2 separate regions of the Homo sapiens genome follow, and region 2 is linked to region 1. The links are chromatin loops, found by intact Hi-C in ENCODE. Cell type or tissue: HCT116. All regions are shown on one strand. Each heading gives the region's core, and the rest is flanking DNA. Links, peaks and the distances in the headings are about the cores only. Region 1 holds the start of CEACAM5 (CEA cell adhesion molecule 5). Region 2 has its middle 7.5 kb from the start of RABAC1.

Region 1 (4,379 bases), core at 145-4,144:
TCTCAAAAAAAAAGAGAAAGATAGCATCAGTGGCTACCAAGGGCTAGGGGCAGGGGAAGGTGGAGAGTTAATGATTAATAGTATGAAGTTTCTATGTGAGATGATGAAAATGTTCTGGAAAAAAAAATATAGTGGTGAGGATGTAGAATATTGTGAATATAATTAACGGCATTTAATTGTACACTTAACATGATTAATGTGGCATATTTTATCTTATGTATTTGACTACATCCAAGAAACACTGGGAGAGGGAAAGCCCACCATGTAAAATACACCCACCCTAATCAGATAGTCCTCATTGTACCCAGGTACAGGCCCCTCATGACCTGCACAGGAATAACTAAGGATTTAAGGACATGAGGCTTCCCAGCCAACTGCAGGTGCACAACATAAATGTATCTGCAAACAGACTGAGAGTAAAGCTGGGGGCACAAACCTCAGCACTGCCAGGACACACACCCTTCTCGTGGATTCTGACTTTATCTGACCCGGCCCACTGTCCAGATCTTGTTGTGGGATTGGGACAAGGGAGGTCATAAAGCCTGTCCCCAGGGCACTCTGTGTGAGCACACGAGACCTCCCCACCCCCCCACCGTTAGGTCTCCACACATAGATCTGACCATTAGGCATTGTGAGGAGGACTCTAGCGCGGGCTCAGGGATCACACCAGAGAATCAGGTACAGAGAGGAAGACGGGGCTCGAGGAGCTGATGGATGACACAGAGCAGGGTTCCTGCAGTCCACAGGTCCAGCTCACCCTGGTGTAGGTGCCCCATCCCCCTGATCCAGGCATCCCTGACACAGCTCCCTCCCGGAGCCTCCTCCCAGGTGACACATCAGGGTCCCTCACTCAAGCTGTCCAGAGAGGGCAGCACCTTGGACAGCGCCCACCCCACTTCACTCTTCCTCCCTCACAGGGCTCAGGGCTCAGGGCTCAAGTCTCAGAACAAATGGCAGAGGCCAGTGAGCCCAGAGATGGTGACAGGGCAATGATCCAGGGGCAGCTGCCTGAAACGGGAGCAGGTGAAGCCACAGATGGGAGAAGATGGTTCAGGAAGAAAAATCCAGGAATGGGCAGGAGAGGAGAGGAGGACACAGGCTCTGTGGGGCTGCAGCCCAGGATGGGACTAAGTGTGAAGACATCTCAGCAGGTGAGGCCAGGTCCCATGAACAGAGAAGCAGCTCCCACCTCCCCTGATGCACGGACACACAGAGTGTGTGGTGCTGTGCCCCCAGAGTCGGGCTCTCCTGTTCTGGTCCCCAGGGAGTGAGAAGTGAGGTTGACTTGTCCCTGCTCCTCTCTGCTACCCCAACATTCACCTTCTCCTCATGCCCCTCTCTCTCAAATATGATTTGGATCTATGTCCCCGCCCAAATCTCATGTCAAATTGTAAACCCCAATGTTGGAGGTGGGGCCTTGTGAGAAGTGATTGGATAATGCGGGTGGATTTTCTGCTTTGATGCTGTTTCTGTGATAGAGATCTCACATGATCTGGTTGTTTAAAAGTGTGTAGCACCTCTCCCCTCTCTCTCTCTCTCTCTTACTCATGCTCTGCCATGTAAGACGTTCCTGTTTCCCCTTCACCGTCCAGAATGATTGTAAGTTTTCTGAGGCCTCCCCAGGAGCAGAAGCCACTATGCTTCCTGTACAACTGCAGAATGATGAGCGAATTAAACCTCTTTTCTTTATAAATTACCCAGTCTCAGGTATTTCTTTATAGCAATGCGAGGACAGACTAATACAATCTTCTACTCCCAGATCCCCGCACACGCTTAGCCCCAGACATCACTGCCCCTGGGAGCATGCACAGCGCAGCCTCCTGCCGACAAAAGCAAAGTCACAAAAGGTGACAAAAATCTGCATTTGGGGACATCTGATTGTGAAAGAGGGAGGACAGTACACTTGTAGCCACAGAGACTGGGGCTCACCGAGCTGAAACCTGGTAGCACTTTGGCATAACATGTGCATGACCCGTGTTCAATGTCTAGAGATCAGTGTTGAGTAAAACAGCCTGGTCTGGGGCCGCTGCTGTCCCCACTTCCCTCCTGTCCACCAGAGGGCGGCAGAGTTCCTCCCACCCTGGAGCCTCCCCAGGGGCTGCTGACCTCCCTCAGCCGGGCCCACAGCCCAGCAGGGTCCACCCTCACCCGGGTCACCTCGGCCCACGTCCTCCTCGCCCTCCGAGCTCCTCACACGGACTCTGTCAGCTCCTCCCTGCAGCCTATCGGCCGCCCACCTGAGGCTTGTCGGCCGCCCACTTGAGGCCTGTCGGCTGCCCTCTGCAGGCAGCTCCTGTCCCCTACACCCCCTCCTTCCCCGGGCTCAGCTGAAAGGGCGTCTCCCAGGGCAGCTCCCTGTGATCTCCAGGACAGCTCAGTCTCTCACAGGCTCCGACGCCCCCTATGCTGTCACCTCACAGCCCTGTCATTACCATTAACTCCTCAGTCCCATGAAGTTCACTGAGCGCCTGTCTCCCGGTTACAGGAAAACTCTGTGACAGGGACCACGTCTGTCCTGCTCTCTGTGGAATCCCAGGGCCCAGCCCAGTGCCTGACACGGAACAGATGCTCCATAAATACTGGTTAAATGTGTGGGAGATCTCTAAAAAGAAGCATATCACCTCCGTGTGGCCCCCAGCAGTCAGAGTCTGTTCCATGTGGACACAGGGGCACTGGCACCAGCATGGGAGGAGGCCAGCAAGTGCCCGCGGCTGCCCCAGGAATGAGGCCTCAACCCCCAGAGCTTCAGAAGGGAGGACAGAGGCCTGCAGGGAATAGATCCTCCGGCCTGACCCTGCAGCCTAATCCAGAGTTCAGGGTCAGCTCACACCACGTCGACCCTGGTCAGCATCCCTAGGGCAGTTCCAGACAAGGCCGGAGGTCTCCTCTTGCCCTCCAGGGGGTGACATTGCACACAGACATCACTCAGGAAACGGATTCCCCTGGACAGGAACCTGGCTTTGCTAAGGAAGTGGAGGTGGAGCCTGGTTTCCATCCCTTGCTCCAACAGACCCTTCTGATCTCTCCCACATACCTGCTCTGTTCCTTTCTGGGTCCTATGAGGACCCTGTTCTGCCAGGGGTCCCTGTGCAACTCCAGACTCCCTCCTGGTACCACCATGGGGAAGGTGGGGTGATCACAGGACAGTCAGCCTCGCAGAGGACAGAGACCACCCAGGACTGTCAGGGAGAACATGGACAGGCCCTGAGCCGCAGCTCAGCCAACAGACACGGAGAGGGAGGGTCCCCCTGGAGCCTTCCCCAAGGACAGCAGAGCCCAGAGTCACCCACCTCCCTCCACCACAGTCCTCTCTTTCCAGGACACACAAGACACCTCCCCCTCCACATGCAGGATCTGGGGACTCCTGAGACCTCTGGGCCTGGGTCTCCATCCCTGGGTCAGTGGCGGGGTTGGTGGTACTGGAGACAGAGGGCTGGTCCCTCCCCAGCCACCACCCAGTGAGCCTTTTTCTAGCCCCCAGAGCCACCTCTGTCACCTTCCTGTTGGGCATCATCCCACCTTCCCAGAGCCCTGGAGAGCATGGGGAGACCCGGGACCCTGCTGGGTTTCTCTGTCACAAAGGAAAATAATCCCCCTGGTGTGACAGACCCAAGGACAGAACACAGCAGAGGTCAGCACTGGGGAAGACAGGTTGTCCTCCCAGGGGATGGGGGTCCATCCACCTTGCCGAAAAGATTTGTCTGAGGAACTGAAAATAGAAGGGAAAAAAGAGGAGGGACAAAAGAGGCAGAAATGAGAGGGGAGGGGACAGAGGACACCTGAATAAAGACCACACCCATGACCCACGTGATGCTGAGAAGTACTCCTGCCCTAGGAAGAGACTCAGGGCAGAGGGAGGAAGGACAGCAGACCAGACAGTCACAGCAGCCTTGACAAAACGTTCCTGGAACTCAAGCTCTTCTCCACAGAGGAGGACAGAGCAGACAGCAGAGACCATGGAGTCTCCCTCGGCCCCTCCCCACAGATGGTGCATCCCCTGGCAGAGGCTCCTGCTCACAGGTGAAGGGAGGACAACCTGGGAGAGGGTGGGAGGAGGGAGCTGGGGTCTCCTGGGTAGGACAGGGCTGTGAGACGGACAGAGGGCTCCTGTTGGAGCCTGAATAGGGAAGAGGACATCAGAGAGGGACAGGAGTCACACCAGAAAAATCAAATTGAACTGGAATTGGAAAGGGGCAGGAAAACCTCAAGAGTTCTATTTTCCTAGTTAATTGTCACTGGCCACTACGTTTTTAAAAATCATAATAACTGCATCAGATGACACTTTAAATAAAAACATAACCAGGGCATGAAACACTGTCCTCATCCGCCTACCGCGGACATTGGAAAATAAGCCCCAGGCTGTGGAGGGCCCTGGGAAC
Region 2 (4,379 bases), core at 260-4,259, 240 kb after region 1:
TTCCACCCCAAGCCAAGGCCCTGACCCCCAGGGCTTTGGTCTTTAGCCAAAATTAGTTGGCCAGTCTTGTGGCCTCTGTAACCCCACCCAGATAATTGGACTGGTAGCCTCTGGCACCAAAGTGAGATAACCAGACCTCCAGTATCAGATACCACAGTGGAGTTCACCAGATCCCCAGTTACTGTTGCTCTAAACTGGTCATCAAACCCTCAGTCTGGTACCCCAAACCTTAAATTTCAGTCTCAACCCAGTGTCACCTCAAAAGAGCCAAGACTCTACATCCAATACCCCTAAGGAGGTGCCAGAAGTCCCAGTCTTCGCCACGAGAAACTAGACAATCAGAACCCAGTCTATCACCCCAAAACAGACCTTAGAATCTCAGCCCCCATCACCCCAACCTAGACAAGAACATTAGTCTCTGCCACCTCCAACAACTGGTTCCTGTCACACCAACCAGATGCAAGTCCCTAATCTGTCACTTAAAGAGAACTGGGCTGGGCGTGGTGGCTCACACCTGTAATCCCAGCACTTTGGGAGGCCGAGGCGGGCAGATCATGAGGTCAGGAGATCGAGACCATCCTGGCTAACACGGTGAAACCCCGTCTCTACTAAAAATAAAAAAAATTAGCCGGGCGTGGTGGTGGGCGCCTGTAGTCCCAGCTACTCGGGGGGCTGAGGCAGGAGAACAGCATGAAACCAGGAGGTGGAGGTTGCAGTGAGCGGAGATCGCGCTACTGCACTCCAGCCTGGGCGACAGAGTGAGACTCTGTTTCAAAAAAAAAAAAAAAAAAATTGAGAACTGAACCCATTTTCTTTTTTAAAGACAGGGTCTCCCAGGCTGGAGCGCAGCGTATGATCCTAGCTCACTGCAGCATCAAACTCTTGGATTCAAGTGATCCTCCTGTCTCAGCCTCCCAAGCAGCTGGAACCACAGGCATGCACCACCATACCCAGCTAATTTTTTCTTTTTTCTTTTTTTTTTTGTAGAGACGGGACCTCATTTTTTGACCCAAGCTGCTTTCAAACTCCTGGCCTCCCAAACAGATCTCCAATTACCATTACCCCAAATCAGAAACTGGATCCCAGGCTATATCACCAAACAAGACCACCAGATTCCCAATCTGTCACTTCCAACCAGCCAGCTGGATCCCAGACTGTCACCAAAATAGACAAGACCTTTGGTCTCTGTCCCCTTGATGAGACAGCAAGCCCTCCAATTTCTCCTACCCCAAACCAAACCTCGAATCTCAAGGTTGTTCAGGAGAGACAGAGAAATGGTACTGTAGTTTTGTTTTTATTTTTATTTATTTATTTATTTTTTCTCGAGACAGAGTCTTGCTCTTTCGCCCAGGCTGGAGTGCAATGGCGCGAACTCGGATCACTGCAACCTCCACCTCCTGGGTTCAAGCCATTCTCCTGCCTCAGCCTCCCAAGTAGCTGGGATTACAAGCGTGCACCACCACACCTGGATAATATTTTTTTTTTTTTTTTTTAAGTAGAGATGGGTTTCACCATGTTGGCCAGGCTGGTCTCAAACTCCTAACCTCGTGATCCGCCTGCCTCAACCTCCCAACTTGCTGGGATTACAGGCATGAGCCACCGCATCTGGCAGGTTTTCATATTTTTGATGGAGTCTTACTATGTTGCCCAGGCTGATCTTGAACTCCTGGGCTCAAGCGTCTTGGCCTTCCAAAGTGCTGGAATTACAGGCATGAACCACCACCTCCGGCCCTGGGACCCTAGTCTTGATCACCCCAGATGGAAGCTTCTGGTCTCAGCATCTCAATAACTCAACACCAGAATTTGAGACCTGTAGCCAGTTGCCTTCAGAATAGGCCTTTGGCCTGAGTACCAACCTCCCCCTGACCCGCAGCTCTAGCCTGCTGCCTCAGTGATCTCAGAACTGAGTGCTTGGGTCTTTGGCATCAGTAGCCTCCAAGCAAAGCACCTCGATCATATTCACTGCAAACCCAGCGATGTAGACTGGACCTAGCGTCCACTCACCAACATGGGCACGGACACTCAGTCTCCCCTGGGGAATACTGGCATTGAGGTCAACAAACACCCTCTGCTACTCCAAAATTGGGATTGGAACCCTGGCCTCTGAGTAGGCCCAGGTGACCTGACTTGGCCGGGGGCACCCCGGGTCCCCACCCTGCCTGGTGCCCCAGGATGAGTCCATCTCTAACTGCCTCCCTGGCGGAAGCACTTGTCTGCCCTCTGGTGGCAGATTCTGGAAGTGCACTCCTGTGTGGCGTCAAGACACCCAGGCTCCCCCTGGTCTTCCCATCTTTTGGGAAGCCTGAAGCCTGGGGGTCTTCCTGCTTCCTTCCACTCACCTCCCACGCAAGTCAGCCACCAAGACCTGTCCTTCAACCTCCTGAATCTCTCTTCCCTGTCTCGCCTCTCCACCCCACTTCCCTGCCCCATCTTCCCCAGCTAGGATCATCGTCCCTCGTCTCACTCCCTCCAGCCCATCCGCCACACAACCTCAGAGGGATAACCCTCTCTGCCCCGCCCCGCCCCTCCCCTGTCCCCGTTCCCCTCCCCTCCCCTTCCCCTCCCCTCCCCTTCCCCTCTCCTCCCCTCTTTTCCTTTTATTTTTCCCTTCCCTTTTCCCCTTCCTCTCCTTTCCTTTCCTCTTTCTTTTTTTTTTTTTTAGAGGGAGCCTCCCTCTGTTGCCCAGATTGCAGTGCAGTGGCGCGACCTTGGATCACTGCAACCTCCGCCCCCCAGGTTCAAGCGATTCTCCTGCCTCAGCCTCCCGAGTAGCTGGGATTACAGGTATGCACCACCATGCTGGGCTAATTTTTGTATTTTTAGTAGAGACAGGGTTTCGCCATGTTGACTAGGCTGATCTCGAACTCCTGACCTCAGGTGATCCACTCACCTCAGCCTCCCAAAGTGCTAGGATTACAGGCATGAGCCATCATGCCCGGGCTAACTTGCAATTTTCTATTTAATCCGCACACCCCCCGCCCCCGCCTTCTTTTTGAGACAGGGTCTCACTCTGTCACCCAGGCTGGAGTGCAGCGGTGATGCAATCTCGGCCCACTGCAGCCTTGACCTACTGGGCTCAAGCAATCCTCCCACCTCTGCCTCCCAAGTAGCTGGGACCACAGGCATGCGCCACCACACCTGGCTAATTTTTGTATTTTTTGTAGAGACAGGGTGTTGCCATGTTGCCCAGGCTGGTCTCGAAGTTCTGAGCTCATGCAGTCCACCCACCTTGGCTTCCCAAAGTGCTGGGATTATAGGCATGAGCCACCACACCCAGCAACTCTTGTTTGTTTGTTTTTAAAGAGATGGGGTATCTCTGTGTTGCCCAGGCTGAGTGCAGTGGCAGTCATGGCTCACTGTAGCATTGAACTCCTGGACTCAAGTTATCCTCCCACCTCAGCCTCCCAAGTAGCTGGGACTACAGGCCCACACTACCATGCCCAAATAACTGTTTAACTTTTTTGCAGAGATGGGGGTCTTGTTGTGTTATCCAGGCTGGTCTCAAACTCTTGGGCTCATGCAATCCTCCCACCTTGGTTTCCCAAGGTGTTAGGATTATACAGGCATGAGCCATGGTGCCCAGCCTTAATCATGTTTTTTTTCTTTTTTTTTTTTTTTGAGATCGAGTCTCGCTCTGTCACCCAGGCTGGAGTGCAGTGGCGCGATATTGGCTCACTGCAAGCTCCGCCTCCCAGGTTCACGCCATCCTCCCGCTGAGTAGCTGGGACTACAGGCGCCTGCCACCACGCCTGGCTAATTTTTTTGTATTTTTAGTAGAGACGGGGTTTCACCATGTTAGCCAGGGTGGTCTCGATCTCCTGACCTCGTGATCCGCCCACCTCAGCCTCCCAAAGCGCTGGGATTACAGGCGTGAGCCACTGCGCCCGGCCTCTTAATCGTGTTTTTAAAAGTAAAAAACAAAAGGTGAAATGAATAATAATTTAATCCACTATATCAATAAATTATCCTTCCAACACACATAATCAACATAAAAATTATTATTATTTTTGAGACAGAGTCTTTCTCTGTTACCCAGGCTGGAGTGCAGTGGCACAATCTTGGCTCACTGCAACCTCTGTGTCCCAGGTTCAAACAATTCTCCTGCCTTAACCTCCCAAGTAGCTGGGATTATAGGCATGTGCCACCATGCCAATTTTTTTTTTTTTTTTTTTGAGATGGAGTCCTGCTCTGTTGCCTAGGCTGGGGTGCAGTGGTGCGATCTTGGCTCACTGCAACCTCCGCCCCCTGGGTTCAAGCAATTCTCTGCCTCAGCCTCCCAAGTAGCTGGGATTACAGTGCACCGCCACCATGCCCGGCCAATTTTTTTGTATTTTTAGTAGAGACGGGGTCTCACCATCTTGGCCAGGCTGGTCTTGAAC

What was found. Peaks named below come from ENCODE experiments on the same cell type or tissue, not always from the same donor. Only the 100,000 strongest peaks of a DNase experiment are listed, where the experiment ranks them.
Region 2: it touches region 1 in a loop (5-fold over the local background); 1 of 110 quality-filtered maps calls a loop at or near these places.

Annotation. Positions count from the first base shown.
Region 1 is chr19:41,704,776-41,709,154 of GRCh38, forward strand. CEACAM5 (CEA cell adhesion molecule 5) reads left to right here and starts at 3,851. Exons shown (of 10, transcript NM_004363.6): 1 at 3,851-4,020. The coding sequence starts at 3,957. RefSeq lists silencers at 1,972-2,091, 2,112-2,161, 2,192-2,241. In HCT116, for the core only: CTCF peaks have their summits at 2,178 and 2,924 (motif pointing right); a DNase peak (open chromatin) is centred at 2,296; H3K4me3 peaks cover 296 bases; H3K27me3 peaks cover 1,658 bases.
Region 2 is chr19:41,949,603-41,953,981 of GRCh38, forward strand. No RefSeq gene overlaps it. Among named protein-coding and RNA genes, the nearest start is that of RABAC1, 7.5 kb to the right of the region's middle. In HCT116, for the core only: a CTCF peak has its summit at 2,222 (motif pointing left); a DNase peak (open chromatin) is centred at 2,219.